Regions from separate parts of the Homo sapiens genome. Here region 2 is linked to region 1. A link is a loop called in an ENCODE intact Hi-C map of the cell type or tissue named here. Cell type or tissue: pancreas. All regions are shown on one strand.

Region 1 (8,000 bases):
TTCCACTCTGGTTTCCTTTGGGGTTCCCATTAGGTGTCTACAGGGAGAGGTGAAATTGGAAGTTGGAGGTGTGGAGAGTTCAGGAGAGGGTTCTGGACCACAGATGTTGAGGTGGGAGTCATTAGTGAATAGATGATGTTGGAAGTCATGGGTCCTCAGAGTGGGGGCTCCTTAAGCCTCCAGGCCAGCAGCATCAGCATCACCTGGGAGATTGTTAGGAATGCAGATTCTCAGGCCCCCCTAAGACCCACCGACTCTGTGCTAGAACAAGCGCCCCTCAGAGATTCTGATGCCACTGAAGTTTGAGGAGCATTGGTTTAAGCAAGATTACCTACGGAGAGGCTGTAGATCCGTGTTCTAAACCTGGGGTCCACAGACACCCCCAAGAAGAGCGGATTGAATGCAAGAGATCTATGAAGTTGGATGGGGGAAAAATTGACATCTTTATTTTTGCTAAACTCGATCTAAAGTTTAGCATTTCCATCTGCGATGAATGTAGGCCACAAACCACAGTAGTATTAGCAGTGCCTGGGACCTCCTCAACAACAGAAATTGCCGGTATTTATAGCACGTTACAGTTGTTGCAGATAATTTCCAGAGACTGTTTATATGCACCACTGTTTTAAAATTACGGTGATTGGCCAGGTGCAGTGGCTCACACCTGTAATCCCAGCACTTTGGGAGGCCAAAGTGGGTGGATCACTTGAGGAGTTCAAGACCAGCCTGGTCAACATGTCAAAACCCTGTACCTACAAAAAAATACAAAAGTTAACCAAGCCTATGCTTGTAGTCACAGCTACTCGGGAGGCCGAGGTGGGAGGGTCTTCTGAGCCCAGGGAGGTAGAGGCTTCAGTGAGCTGAGATCGCACCACCACACTCCAGCCTGGGTGACAGAGTGAAACCCTTAATCAATCAGTCAATAAAAATTACAGTAATTATTAGACCCACCACTAGGTCATCTTATTTGATGCATCAGTAAAGCAGCATATTCAAATGTGGATTTTTAAATATTTTAATTACTATTTAAATATCTCTTTACTTTGTAATCCTATGCATTTTACGCATTAAAACATTTTAAGCATTTAAAACGTAGGTATCATTAGACTGGCAAAGGATCATCCGTGGCACCAAAAGCCTTAAGAACCTAAGGTCTGGAGAGAATTGCAGTTTGAGGACTGAGTTCTGGCGCCCCGCCCAGTCACTTCGAGGTGGGGAGATGCGGGGGTAACAAAAGGTGCAAGAAGGGGCAGTCGAACAGGAAGGAGGAAGCAAAGGCTGGGCGGAACCTGCAGCCTGGAAAAGAACATATGTATAGATATCAAAGAGCAGGGCTGGCGCTACCAGGCTCAGGAAGGCAGGCTTGGAATGGACAGTGATCTAAGTGCTGCAGAGAGTGCTCCAGAAAACGCTGATGATGAGGAGAGAAGGGGCCGCTGCAGGAGCCACGTCCTTACGAAGCAATGGGAGCCAGACGCAGGCCACAGTTGGGGGTTTAAGGCCTTGGAGAGGTTCACAGTGCCGGCAGGCAGGTGGGGGGTTGGTGGGGGACCTCTGCTGGGCCTCCATACCCTCCCTCTGTCCCCACCTCATCCTCTTGGGGAACCACTACTCACCCACAGGCCTCAGCTGATGTGGGTCCCTCAGGGGAAGTCCTCCCTCCCCTTCCCTGCCCACCCACATTCACTCCCCACCACGCCCCTCATCACGCTGCGGCTGCTGCCTGTGCCTCCTCCTTGACTTGGCCTCTCCCTTTGACCACTCCACTCAGGCTTTCGTGCTATTGAGCATCCACCTCACGCCTGGCTCTGTGCTTGGCGCTGGGCTGCAATGGGAGAGAAACAGCCATGCTCCCCGCCGTTGGTGGCCCATGTTCTATAACGGGGGGACAGCCAGTGCTCAGGTAAACAGGAAATATGTGATTTTGATAAAGCAGCCGTGAAGAGAATGACGGGGTGCTGTGGTGGAGAATGAAGGAGGAGACCCCTGAGGTTACAAAGGAAGCCCTGTCTGAAGACTGAAGATGAAGATGCACAGATGAACAGACGTACACGCACACCTCCTCACTGTGGGCCCCCCGCCCCCGGGGAGATGCAACCACCTGGGCTGAAAAAATATATGTACCCCAGATGGTGACCAAGAAGGGATCGTGCTTATTCAAGCACCTGGAGTGACAACCCACGAGACAGCCCTGCCACCAAGCCCTCCCACCTCTTGGCAAACACGCCCAAGACTGCAGTCTGCTCCCCTTAGAATGGGCTGTGCTGGAGCCCCCAGCCAGCTCTGGGTGAACTTGTCCTTTGGGGTCAGACAGACCTGTGGTCAAGGATCCCGGCTACCATGGTCACTGGTTGAATGACTCTGGGCAGTTTAGCTTCTCTGAGCCTCAGGTTCCTCATCTGTAGAATGGGGATAATAATACCTCACAGGCTGTGAAACATGAACAAACTCTGCAGTAGAGACTGGACAAGCATCCTGGCCTGCCTCATCTCCCGTCAGTGCAAAGTTTCCATGACCTCATCAGCTGGCACCCACCTTACAAGTGCGCCTGTGGAAGGCACATGGAGGGCGTCCAAGAAATGGGCCTTCTCTGGTCAGGGGAGTGCCAGGGAGTCTTTGAAAGGCTCACACCAGCCTTTCTTAGACCCGCGTTATGGCTGCCACGTACTAGGTTCTTACCCAGCCCTTTCCACATATTAGCTCCTTTAGTCCTCACAGTAGCCTGGAGGAAACTGAGGCACAGGAGGTTAAGTGACCTGGTCAAGGTCACGCAGCCAGGATTTTAACACAGGCAGCCTAGCACCAGGGCCCTGGCCCTCTGAGCTCACTGCCTGTGGCTGCTTCTCCCAACATCTTGGTTACACATGTCATGACCAGCTGTGTCTGTGTGCCCCAGGTCACAGCCTAGGGCACCCTCTGCCCCATACTCCTGGAGGGAGTAGAGACCGTCCCCCACCCCAGCCCAGCCACTTTCCCTTTGAGGAACCGCCCATCAAGAGGTGCTCAAAGAAGCCACCAGGGTCCATGTGCTGTGATGGCAAGGTCAGCAGCCAGCCCCCGCACCTCTCTCCCAGCATCAGGCTGAGACTTGTCCCATGGCCTCCTTATCCGACCCCCAGGAAGTTGACCAGCAGCCAGATGTCAGAGTTTGCGTGTTTTGAGCAGCAGCGGCAGCCTCACCAGAGACCCCACGGTGACCTCGTTTCATCAGCCAGCCCCGCAGGAGGAGGACAGGATGGGGTGAGGGGTATGGGGCCTGGCTCCAGCTATATGTTTTTAAAATCCATCAGAGACACTGACGTAGGTTCCTAAGTCACAGGCTCTAAAAGCGTTGCTGTTTCTTTCTTCAGCCCAGCATGTGCTGGCATGAGTCAGCCACCTGTGATGGATTTGGTGTGGAGGGGGAGTGGGTTCCTGAGTCACAGCCTCGCACGGCCCGGCAGGGGTGGCAGGTGCTGAGGGGACAGCCTTCTTGACTCACTTCACTCCCGGAGCACGCGGCCCAGGCCCCAATCCCAGTTCTGAACTCTGCCATGGCCCGATCTGCGGAAGGCCCTGTGTCACTGCGTAGAAAACCTCTGGGAGGACACACGCCTTATGGCTGTGGGTTTCTTACTCCCAGGGGTGGTCAGCAACAGGGTCTTTAGTCTGACTGTGTCTCATGACTGTTTTATCATGAAAATGTACCCAGGCATTATTTTTATCGGTGAAAATGAGGCATAAATGTTAAAACCCACAGTGGGCTTTTCCTCACGCCCTGCCTGTGAGTGTTCCCTCTTCCGGGAGGGCCCTTCTTGGTTGGCTCCGATGACAAACATGTTCACCCTACAAACCCGATCTGAGGCCAGCTGCGGGCTGCTTTGTATGCATCACCTCAATGAATCCTCCCAGTAATCTTCTGGCTTTACGCCCATTTCGCTGATGGAGAAACTGAGGCATGGAGTGGTTACTGACCTCGCCTAAGGCTCCCCAGCTAGGAAGTGGGGCTGGGCTTGGGGCCAAGTGTAGAACTCAGAGCAACCGCTCTACTATGGGTTATTGGGTCCCTGAAGCAGGCGATGCTGTCCCTCGAGGGAGATCTTGCCACGCCTTTGTTTCTGCTCCACTCCTGACCCAGCAAGTGTCCCTTCTCCACTGTAGCCTGCAGCTCGCTCCACTGCGAGTTTGCTGAGGCCGAGGCTACAGGCTGTCAGCTTGATGCCTCCCCTGTCAGCCACAAGCTCGGGCCCTGCTGAAGTAGGAATATTCCTGCAGGAAGTCCCCAACTTTGTGTTTGAAACAGACATGCTTACAAAATCAGACTTTGATGGGCTGCTGCACGATAAGCTATATTCCCTCCTCGGACACAGCTCGCACAGTCTTCTTCATTGGGCTGGAATAAGGTAACCCCCGAGTTTTTCAGTGTGGCATCTGGGGACCTTTGATAAACAGCCCCAACTCCTCCCTTGTGCCTCTTTGTTTCCTGCTGCTGCCAGCACCGCCACCTCCGTCTCATTTGGAGTTCAATAATACCAGACTCTTAGTTCCTTAGACAGCCCACATGCTGGGAAGTTTCTGTCCTCTGCACCTGTTCATGCTGTTCCCTCTGCCCAGATGCCTTTCGCTCTCTTCCTGAGTAATGCAGACTCATCTTCAGAGCCTTAACACAGGATGTCCTTCCCCCTGGGAAGCCCTCCCTGAATACAGCCTGCACCCTCAATTGAGCCGGGGGCCTTCCCTGTAACCCCCATGGTCTGCAAATTCCTCTGGGCCAGGGTGGATCCCACAGAGTCTCATTGTCTGTTCCAAGTCTGTGTCACAGGGGCTTGGCCAAGGCCAGATTCTTGTCTGCTCATCTCCCCAGTTCCGGCATCTCCTGAAGGACTGGCGCCATGTGGCCATCAGCCCAGGCTGCGGAGGTAGATGGCATCCAGGCATCAGAGGAGGGAGCAGTGCGTCCAACAGACGTGAGCTGAGACTGCAGCTCTCGACATGTGACCTTAGCAAGTTTCTTCACTGCTCTGAGCCTCCATTTTCTTTTCTGTAAAATGGGAATTATCAGATGACAAAGTCAAAGGATTCAGTGTTGTTTGTTTAGTCATTCATTCATTCAAAAAGTGTCTATTGAGCACCTGCTATGTGTCGGAGTCTGGGGAGCACAGCAGGGCGTGGACATGCTAATGGGAGGAGGCAGACGAGAACAGGATGGGTATGAGATGGCAGGTGATCCCAGAGGCTGTAGCAGGTAAGGGGATGGGGAATGGGGGCCAGGGTGCTCTTTTGCACAGGTGGACGTGGAGGGCCTCTCTGTTGGGCCCTGAGGGTCCGAGGGAGGGCCATGTGGAAGAGGGTCCCAGGAAGGGGTGCAGGCACAAAGGCCTAAAATGGGGCCACACTGGATGCTGTTCCCGGCACGGCAGGAGACCAGACAGGAAGCAGCAGAGGACACAGCAGCAGGAGGCCAAGCGGTGGGGACACGATGCTTGGCCAGCGGCCAGATGTGGCCTGTGGGCCACCACGAGGACATGGACCTGGACTCTGAGAGAATAGAAGCCGTGGAGGGTTCTGGGCAGAGGAGTGATGAGATCTGATGTAGGGTTTAAAAAGATCTTAACAGTCATTATTGGGAAAAGGCCCAGGCTGTGGGGAACATGGAAGCTGGGAGCCCAGGGAGGAGCCTGCCATTGTTGTCCATGAAGAGACGACCTTGGACCAGGGCAGCAGAGAAGAGGTCAGGCGCCAGGTGTGTTTGGAAGGTGGAGCTAACAGGGTTTCAGCTGATGGATGGGACGTCGGGAGTGAGAAAGGGGGGTTCCAGGATCATACCAAGGGTTCTAGTCTGAGCATCTAGGAGGAGGAGGAGGAGGAGGGTTCCAGGATCATACCAAGGGTTCTAGTCTGAGCATCTGGGAGGAGGAGGAGGAGGAGGGTTCCAGGATCATACCAAGGGTTCTAGTCTGAGCATCTGGGAGGAGGAGGAGGAGGAGGGTTCCAGGATCATACCAAGGGTTCTAGTCTGAGCATCTGGGAGGAGGGAGGAGGGTTCCAGGATCATACCAAGGGTTCTAGTCTGAGCATCTGGGAGGAGGAGGAGGGTTCCAGGATCATACTAAGGGTTCTAGTCTAAGCATCTGGGAGGAGGAGGGGGAGGAGGGGGAGGAGGAGGGACTTCGTGCTGAAACAAGGAGAAGCTGCAGTGGCTCCTGCCACATGGTTGTCACCAGCATCCTTTGTTCTGTAAATACTCATCCAGCACCTCTTGCTGGCTTGGCTCTGCGAGGGCTTGAGACCCAGGGAAGAGATGAGGCTACCACAGTCTGTCCATCAGGGATCCCCCGTCTAGGGCACTGGGGCAAACTTGGGTAGGAAATGATAGGGGTTTGGAGTCTGAGGAATCCCCATTAGTCTGCAAGCTCAAAGGTCATCCCCCAGCTGACTGTGGGGTCAGCCGCCCAGAATCCACAGAGCTGGAGGGGGAGCAGCTGCCATGAGTCCTGGCTTTGTGCCCGTCGCCCAGATGGGCACTTCACATGCACCCTCTCACCAGATAGTCCTGGCAGCCCCCTCGGAAGCTATGGTAGTGCCCCCATTCTGCAGATGAGGAGCCTGAGGCCCAGAGAGATGGGGTGACTCCTTTGCACAGTTGAAAATGATACAAGCAGGATCCAAACCCAGATCTGCCTGATTCCAGTGTCCTCCCTGGATCACACAGGGTGAGGCCCCAATGTTCCGCCCCCTGGAGAAGTCAACCAAACTCCTGAAACTCACATTTCTCCCCCAGGTCCCCGGCAACTTCCACGTGTCCACACACAGTGCCACAGCCCAGCCACAGAACCCAGACATGACGCATGTCATCCACAAGCTCTCCTTTGGGGACACGCTACAGGTGAGCAGGGGACACTCGAGATGGCATGGCCGGGGGTGGGCCTTCAGGGGCTCTGTCACCCAGTGCCCTCTGCCCTCTCTGGGCACTAGGAAGAGTTACCGTTAAGGTGACATCTAAGCCAAGCCTGGAAGGGTAAGAAGGGTTTCACCAGGAACAGAACAGGGAAATGGGTCCTAGGCAGGGGGCGTCTCAAACATCACCCCTCTCCTAGAGCGCCCAGCTGGTGGTTTTCATGTGAAAGACCCTCAAGGTTACTTTCAGAAAAATGGATCAGTAAGCGTATGTGACACGGCATGTTCTGTGCCGAGATGGTCCAGGGCACAAGGGCTCGCTTGGCAGCTGAGAGGGCCCAGAGCACTTGCCTGAAATGGGAGCCGGCAGGTGGGGTGTGTGGGGTGCGAGAGACCCGTGGTAGACTGAGGAAGGTGGAGACTGAAGGTCTGGTTGGTGACTCAGAGCACCCATCTGCAATGAGGAAGATGGACCCAGGAGGCAAGACTATAGGCAGGGAGGTGAGGGAAGGGCCCAGACCGAGGCAGGTGGAGGGGAGAGGAGCAGCGGTCTCGCATTGCCACGTGCAGGGGCAAAACAGAAGGACACAGAAACTACAGTCCCAAGTTTAGTCATTAGTGGGGTGGAAATCTGATTTTTTTAAAAAAATGTACAGAACTTAGCTTAGGGCCCATCCATCCATTCATTTTCTGTCCATCCATCTAGTCAACAAATATTTACAAAGTACCTACCGTGTCCAGGCCTTGCATACCTTGGTGAGGACAAACATGGTCCCTGCCCACCTGGAGCTTCCAGTCTAGGGGGGAAGACAGATGTTGATCAAATAATGGTACAGGCCAGGTGCGGTGGCTCACTCCTGTAATCCCAGCACTTTGGGAGGCTGAAGCGGGCGAACTGCTTGAGGTCAGAAGTTTGAGACCAGCCTTGCCAACATGGTGAAACTCTGTCTCTACTAAAAATACAAAAATTAGCCGGGCGTGGTGGCAGGCACCTGTGATCCCAGCTACTCAGGAGGCTGAGGCAGGAGAATCACTTGAACCTGGGAGGTGGAGATTGCAGTGAGCTGGTATCATGCCACTGCACTCCAGCCTGGGAGAAAGAGTAAGACTCCTCCCAAAAAAAGAAA
Region 2 (8,000 bases), 430 kb before region 1:
GGATCATAGGTGAGGATGGAGGCTCCTGCGTCCACACGCACCCCACAGTCGGGCTACCTGACCTGGGGGGAGAGGTGCAACTACCCCAGTGCTTTAAATATCACCCTGTGGTGGCCGGGTGTGGTGGCTCATGGCTGTATTCCAAGCACTTTAGGAGGCCGAGGCAGGCGGATCACTTGAGATCAGGAGTTCGAGACCAGCCTGGCCAACATGGTGAAACCCCGTCTCTACTAAAATTAAAAAAATTAGCTGGGCATGAGGGCGGCGCCTGTAATCCCAGCTACTTGGGAGGCTGAGGCAGGAGAATCACTTGAACCCGGGAGGCGGAGGTTGCAGTGAGCCGAGATTGTGCCACTGCACTCCAGCCTAGGCAAAGAGAGCAAGACTCCATCTCAACAACAAACAACAACAAAAAAGATAAAAATAAAAATCACCCCACGGGGATTGTTGCTTTTAGAACCTAGATTTCCCAAGAGAGAATATCAAAATCTATCATTTTATGAGCGAGGAAACAGGAAAGTTATGACTTGTCCAGGTCACACAGCAGCTCGGGGCCAGAGCTGATGGCAGAATTCAGGGGTTTTGACTCCCAGGGGAGTGCTCAGCTTAGGGGAGTGATCAGCCAGGCGTGTGATTCATTGCAAGAGGCAGGGGTAAATAAATGCTCCTAAGTGGAGGTGGGTGAAGTATGGGCCATGGCGGGGGTCATTCCTGCAATGTCTCTTCTGTGTCCTGGGGTGGGTGGTGGGGGCTGTCAAGGAACTAGCTGGGCCCTCGCTAGTCAAGCATGACTCTAGGCCCTGGCCTGATAGAGTGGGCAGTCCCAGAAGCTCTCCCGAAATGTGTGGCATGTCTCCCTGCTGATATGGAGCCAGAGAGATCTGCCACTTGCCAGCTGTGTGACTTTAGGCAAGTTACTTCACCTCTCTGTTGCCTCCTCAGGTGTGTAATGAGACCAACCACCCTGCTTCTCTAGGGGGCTTGGGGGAAGGAATGAGACAAGATGTGAAGCGTCCAACACGGTGGCTGTCCCTGGTCAGTACCCAGGAACTGTGCATGGCTCCCCACAGGGGCACAGACGGTCCATCCTTAGGCACATGTGTTTCCTCAGGTAGCTCCTGGCTTAGTCTCAGGACTGGGCCTGAGGGTGCCTGGGAAGGAATGGGCATTCTGCCTGGCATCTGCAGGTGAGCAGGAATTGCTTCTAGAATGCCAGGCCAGCTTGGGCATGCTGCTCCTGAGGCCCGGCTGCCTACTGGCCACCCACACTCTGGGGAGGCTCTTTTCCCGGCCCTGCTTCTGGGGTTCCAAGGGGAGGCCTCGGGTCATCTGCTGGGAGCAGCTGCAGGATGAAGACAGGGTGACTCACCTGCAGACAGGGAGGCCAAGTCAAGGGATCAAAACAAGACAGAGACTTCTTTTCTTCCCTAGGGACTATGAGAAGATCAGAAAGGGACCCACGCATCATCAGTTATTCATGAGGTCTGCAGGAACCCGTGCAAAAAGCCCAGCTGGGGAGCAGGGTGGGGTGATGGTGAGAAGCCCTTCTATACAGGTTCCCTCCCCGAGCTAAGCAAAAGCGTTGAGGTGACACGTGTCACCTGTTCCTAGAGGATCTGCACTGAAGGCGGGGCAAGCAGGACCTGCTGTACACAGCACAGGGCCTTTCTTCCCACAGCTGCGTCCTGCAGTGGTGACACTCTTGCACGTAAGGGGTGGTTAGCCACACTGTATGAATAAGAACACTGAGAGGCAGGGAGAAGTGACTTTTCCAAGGTCTCACTGCTATGAAATGGCCAAACTAGGGATGAATGAAAGGCATGTGCTCATCTGAAGGGGAGTCAGTATTTGTTGGGCATCCACTGCTGCTCTGTGTGCTGTGGGTACCGCAGTGAACAAAGCACAGCTTTTGCCCTTGTGGGGCTTATATTTTATTTCTGAGGTAACAGACAATTAACAAGCATGTAAATAGATGCATGAAATAATTTTAGGGAAGGATAAGTGCTAACGGATGGGCTGAGGGAAAAGAGAAGATAAGAGACGAGATGGCATGCAGGGCCATGGGCACTGTAAGTGGCTAGGCCTGTCACAGGTCATCCCCGCAATGGGGTCTGTCAACTTACCTGACTGCTGTGCAGCCTGGGGTTGGGGACAGTGGGCAGAAAAACCCCCGTAGCAGGGACGGGCTGCTAGTTTAGATGGGGTGGCCAGGAAGGGCCTCTCTGAAGAGGTGACATTTGAGCTGAGGCCTAAACGAAGCAAGGGACTGAACTTTAAAGGTCCAGGAAGAACATTCTAGGCAGGATCACAGCAAGTGCAAAGGCCCGGAGACTGGAGGCTGCTTGGTGTGTTCGAAGTGCGGCAAGGAGGCTGGTCTGGTGTAGGGCATGAAGAGTGGTAGGAGATGGGGTTAGATTGGGGCTTGGGACCAGAGGTGGGGGCCCTTGGAGGCCACAGTAAGGAAAGAGACTTTGGGAGGAATATGAGATGCTGAGGCCGCAGAGTGCCCGAGATGGCCTCCTTCCCTTCCAGGTCAGATCATTCCAGATTTCCTGGTCTCCTTCCCTCCTGAAGAACCACTGGAGGAACGAGGACTCCCAGCCTGTGGAAGGAAAGGGTGAGGGGCCCACAAGTCTGTCTTCACACACCTGAAGAGCTGCTGCCACCGCTCTCTGCCTCATCCCTGTCATTTCTTTCTCTTTTATTTTTTTGAGACTGAGTTTCGCTCTATCGCCCAGACTGGAGTGCAGTGGTGCAATCTCAGCTCACTGCAACAACCTCCACCTCCTGGGTTCAAGCGATTCTCCTGCCTCAGCCTCCCGAGTAGCAGTAGCAGGGATTACAGGTGCACGCCACCATGCCCAGCTAATTTTTGTATTTTTAGTAGAGATGGGGGTTCACCCTGTTGGCCAGGATGGTCTCAAACACCCGACCTCAGGTGATCCACCTGCCTTGGCCTCCTAAAGTGCTGGGATTACAGGCATGAGCCATCGCGCCTGGCCTCCTGTCATTCCTTCAGTGTGATGCCCTGTGCCTGGCCTGAGAGATATGCACATGATCTTGTTTACCGTATGCCCCTCCACAGCCCTGGGAGGAGGCACACATACTGTCATCCTACATGACAGATGAGAAAACTGAGGCTCAGCCAGGCCAGGCTTACTCAAGTCCACACAGCTGGAAGCGGAGCAGACCGGAGCCAGATGTTGAGACAATGCTCTTAGCCCAGGGCAGGTCTTTGAGGACTCTCACATGTCTGCAGCTGGGACCCCCTCCAGACCACGAGCCTCTCAACCCCTCCCTGAAGAGGCAGTGGTGTGCTTTATCCACAGATGCTTGCGTCTCCAGCTTTATCCACGGATGCTTGCGTCTCCAGCTTTATCCACGGATGCTTGCGTCTCCAGCTTTATCCACGGATGCTTGCGTCTCCAGCTTTATCCACGGATGCTTGCGTCTCCAGCTTTATCCACGGATGCTTGCGTCTCCAGCTTTATCCATGGATGCTTGCGTCTCCAGCTTCCCTTCTTCTGCAGTCCGATGCTCTACCCCTGAGCTATACCCCCGCCCCTTCCCTTCTTCTGGCTTCTGGGTCTTCCAGGAACCTTGGACAACCTGTGAAGCCATTAGCACTATCAGCCTGTAATAGGGAACTACGAGCCCTGCTGACCAGGGAGTCTCTGGTGAGAAATTGCATTCTAGCACCTTCTTGACTCCTTACTAGATGAGCACCCGTGAGAATGGAAAAGGGGATTCTTTAAAGTGAGAATGAAGTTGGAGCCATTTAGAACTAGATGTTAGGCTGCTATTGTGGCTGAAGTCTGTAATCCCAGCTACTCTGAGGCTGAGGTGGGAGGATCACTTGAGCCCAGGAGCTCAAAGCTGAACTCAGGGCTGAGTTTCAAAATAGGGGTTCTAGTTTGCTTCAAGGTCTGGACACTTCTTAGATTTGGGAGCTCAGGCAAGTCATGTTTGCTCCTTGGACCTCAGTTTCTGTGTCTAAAATCCAATGGAAATCTGCTTTGCTGCCTCACAGGGAGGCTGTGAGGATCCAAAGAAAAAAGGTTTGTAAATGGGACAAGATGGGATAGGGGTGTGTACTGGCAGAGAAAAAGGAGAAGGGCTGGGTGCAGTGGCTCACGCCTGAAATCCCAGCACTTTAGGAGGCCAAGGCGGGTGGATCACCTGAGATCAGGAGTTTGACACCAGCCTGGCCAACATGGCGAAACTAAAAATGGTATCTACTAAAAATACAAAAGTTATCCGGGCCTGGCGGCGGGTGCCTGTAATCCCAGTTACTTGGGAGGCTGAGGCAGGAGAATTGGTTGAACCTGGGAGGCGGAGGTTGCAGTGAGCCGAAATCGCACCACTGCACTCCATCCTGGGCGACATGAGTGAGACTCTGTCTCAAAAAAAAAAAAAAAACCAAAGGAAAAAAAAAAACAAAGAAGGAGAAGGACATGCACCATCCAGACAACAGGAGTAAGATAGAGAGGTGGACACACCACCTGTTTCCCCCAGGCTGATGAGTACCAACATTCTAATGACAGGATCCATTTTTGGGCTCTGATCCTGTGCCAGGCTCTGGAAGAGGTGCTGGGGCCAGAGGAGCAACAGAAGTGACATAGCTCTGGGCTACATGGAGCTTAGGAGCAGGGACTGCAGTTTAGATAATCAAAGTGGTGTTCTGAAGGGGACACTTGTTTTTGGAGCAGTAACAGGGACATGAGCCAGTCTGAAGTCAGGAAGGACTTCCTGGAGGAGGTGACCCTAAGCTGAGAGCCAAGCATGAGGGAGGTCACAGGCAGTAGAGGACAAGCACTGTGAGCAGAGAGGGCCCAGCTGGGGAAGCCAGTGCAGACTGGAAAACCACGTGCTAACATTGCCAGAGGGATCACAGCCCCATGGAAAGCAAGGCACTGCTGCCTAGGGACGTTCTCTTCTTAGGGCCTCTGGAGGAGCCAATGAAATAGGGGATCTTGCCCTCCTGGAGCTCTGGGACTCAGAGAGTTTGAGTGCTTCGCCTAAGGGCATTCAGCCTACAAGATAGTCAAGGGAAGGTTCAGATTTAGGGGAAGGAGTCTTGAGAATATACCCCGAGGACAATGAGGATACAGTTGGAGGGCTGAGGTGGATTTGTTCCTCCAGGCAGTGGGGAGCCAAAGATGTTTTAGAGCACAGCAGGTTCCCAGCACCCATGAGAGCCATTTAGCTCCAGTGTCAGAAAGCTCAGGACAGTTGCTGGGGACAACGTGCCATGGTCTGCCACGCCACATGCCACGTTTAGTTATGGTCAGCAGTAAACCTCAGCCCTCTTTCAAGGCGGTAAGTGATGGTAGGGATGGCATCTGAGTGTAATTGGAGGTTGTTGCTTGTTGCTGTGGTTGCTCTGCCCTTTGGAGGAGGAAGGCCAGCTTCTTCCCGTGAGTAGCCTGTTCTGGGAGGGACTGGGGTGGAAGAGGGGAGCTAACATTTCCATTTCTGAGCACCAACCAGGAGTCAGGAAGGGGTGGGAAGGGGACCCAGGGCAGGTCAGGTCAGCAGGTCAGTGAAATCAGGTCTTTAAACACCCGTTTAACACTCTTTTGCAGCTGGAAAGCCCGACTTTTGGCTTCACTGTATTTATTTTCATGGTTACCTGTTATTTACAGTGAATGTGCCTGGTCTTCTTTTTATGGTAGTGATAGGGAATTTCATTTCAATACATATATTTGAATAATAAATCTTAGTCTATTTAAAGAAGAAAAAGTCATCAGTGAATAACACAGGGGAGCTGAAAACTGGCCTGCAATGCAGGAATGGTGGAGATCCAGGAAGCCTTACCTCCTGAGGTCTTCACGGCAGCTCTGAAGCAAGGACTGTCATCCCCATTTTACAGCTGGAAAAGCTGAGTCCCCAAGAAAGTAACTTGCCCTCTGCCCCAAGCCAAGTCTGGAAGCTAAGAACCTTCCCCCCTCACCCTCCCACCTTCACCAGTGAATGAGCTTCCAGACACTCCTCGGCAGTTCAGAAATCTCCTGATATCAGGGGTTCTAATCCAGGCCCTGGTGCCACCATTGACAAACTGTGGCTTTGTACAGTTGTCTAACTCTTTGTCCTTGGTTAGTGATATGGTTTGGCTGTGTCTCCATCCAAATCTCATTTTGAACTGTAGCTCCCATAATTCCTATGTGTCATGGGAGAGACCTGATGAGGGGTAATTGAATCACGAGGGTGGGTCTTTCCTGTGTTGTTCTAGTGATACTGAATAAGTCTCATAAGATCAGATGGTTTTATAAAGGGGAGTTCCCCTGCACATGCTCTCTTGCCTGCCACCATGTAAGATGTGACTGCTCCTCATTCGCCCTCCACCATGATTGTGAGGCCTCCCCAGCCATGTGGAGCGTGAGTCAATTAAACCTTTTTCCTTTATAAATTACCCATTCTCGGGTATGTCTTTATTAGCAGCGTGAGAACAGACTAATACAGTTACTCATCTTAAGATGGGAATAATATGTGTACCTCAGAGGACTGTTAAAAGGATTTAATGATATGATATCTGTTATTTTCTCCAATTTAAAATGAGACAATAGAATCCCAGAACCCTGAAGCCACTTGGCCAAGGTCACAGAGGTGGAAAAAGGAGGAGCTGGACGCCAGTGTAGGTAGGTCCAAAAGGCTTCCACGCGGCTGATTTAATGATCCCATGGTACTGCCTCCCTTCTACAGAAAGCTGCCTCATGCCCAGGTTGGGAGCTTGAGAATGTCTCCAAAGCCCAGTGGATAGAAAAGAGACCTGAACAGTGTGCCCATGGGGAAGGGGCTCGGTTTTCTTCAGGCCAGAGCCTGTGGACTCTGCCAAGGTCCCCAGGAGCAGCAAGTCGGGAGTGTGGGAGGGCACTTTCCTGTGGGAAAATGTAGGGCGCTTCCACTTATAGCCTGATAATTGGGCCCAGCGAGGTCTGAGCTCAGATGATGTCATTCATTCTCTGTGGTCTTTGGGGCTGAGGAAGCCTCTAGGGAAAGAAGGGGTGGGGGAGGAAGGGTTGGAGAACAGAGAACCTGGAAAGAATGACAGATAAAAACAGGAATCAGAGTTTTGGGCATGCATGGACTGTGGCCAAGGGAGCTTTAGAGCCGTTGTAGCAGGACAGCCCATGGCAGGAAGTGCTCATAGAATCAAGGGCAGATGGCCGGAGCCCAGTGCTGGCAGGCAGTGCTGGGGGTGAAGGAATGAAAGAGCCGGGATGCGTGAGTGAATGGTTGGCTTTAGTGCAATGCTGAGCAGATCAGTTCCTGGAAGGCAGCTGAGTCCGGGGAAGGGGTGCACAGACAACATTGGACAGAGTTTAAACCCCGGTAGAAATGTATCAGCTGTGTCACTTGGGCTAATATCTGACCTCTCTGAGCCTCCATGGAGCAGATGCTGTCAATTTCCAACCCGATACCCATTTCCCAAGTCATCCTTGCCTACAGAACCCTGATTCTACTCAGGGTGGTGATGCAGACAGCCTGGGGCCCTCTGTATTCCCAGCCTCCTTTATAGCCAGGGGTGGCTTGGGTGAGAGCCTCAGTCTCTTCATCTTGGAATGAAAATGATTATACCCCTTCTGCAGGGATTTGGGGAGGATTTAGGCTGGTACGTGCTGGGTGAGCATTGCTGAGAGCATGGCCAACTTCTGCTGCTGATGGTGGGTCTGAATTTGTGTCTCCAGCATTCGCGTCTCCAAGTGCTACTGACCCCTCTACCTCGGTTGTTCCCATTGCCTGAAATTCAACAAAGCAATCTAAACCCTGCCCAGCCATCCCAGCATCCCCATGTTCACCCCCAGCCCCCTGTCACCCCCCTCATCTCTGGAGCCAGTGGTGTGGACTTGAATCTCAGCCCACCACTTCTAGCTTTGCGTGGCTTTGCAATGACCCGACAGGGATGCTAATAGCACCTACCTCCTATGAGAGCAGGGGTGAAAATCAGCAATTCCTGTGAGGCCTATTCAGTGTCGTGCCTAGCACATAGTGAGTGCTTG

Evidence for each region. Hi-C counts contacts between places; a loop is a spot of excess contacts. Peaks named below come from ENCODE experiments on the same cell type or tissue, not always from the same donor. Only the 100,000 strongest peaks of a DNase experiment are listed, where the experiment ranks them.
Region 2: a loop joins it to region 1, with 2.5 times the contacts of the local background. A loop is called at or near these places in 6 of 110 quality-filtered maps.

Annotation. Positions count from the first base shown.
Region 1 is chr5:172,917,248-172,925,247 of GRCh38, forward strand. It overlaps ERGIC1 (endoplasmic reticulum-golgi intermediate compartment 1), which reads left to right. Exons shown (of 10, transcript NM_001031711.3): 6 at 6,758-6,862. Among named protein-coding and RNA genes, the nearest start is that of MIR10523, 6.2 kb to the left of the region's middle. RefSeq lists enhancers at 1,139-1,640, 2,969-3,613. In pancreas, no CTCF peak of the experiment used is centred here; a DNase peak (open chromatin) is centred at 3,474.
Region 2 is chr5:172,490,062-172,498,061 of GRCh38, forward strand. All of the region lies in intron 1 of LOC105377727 (a long non-coding RNA gene), which reads left to right. It also overlaps LOC107984004. Among named protein-coding and RNA genes, the nearest start is that of SH3PXD2B, 40 kb to the left of the region's middle. In pancreas, no CTCF peak of the experiment used is centred here; no DNase peak of the experiment used is centred here.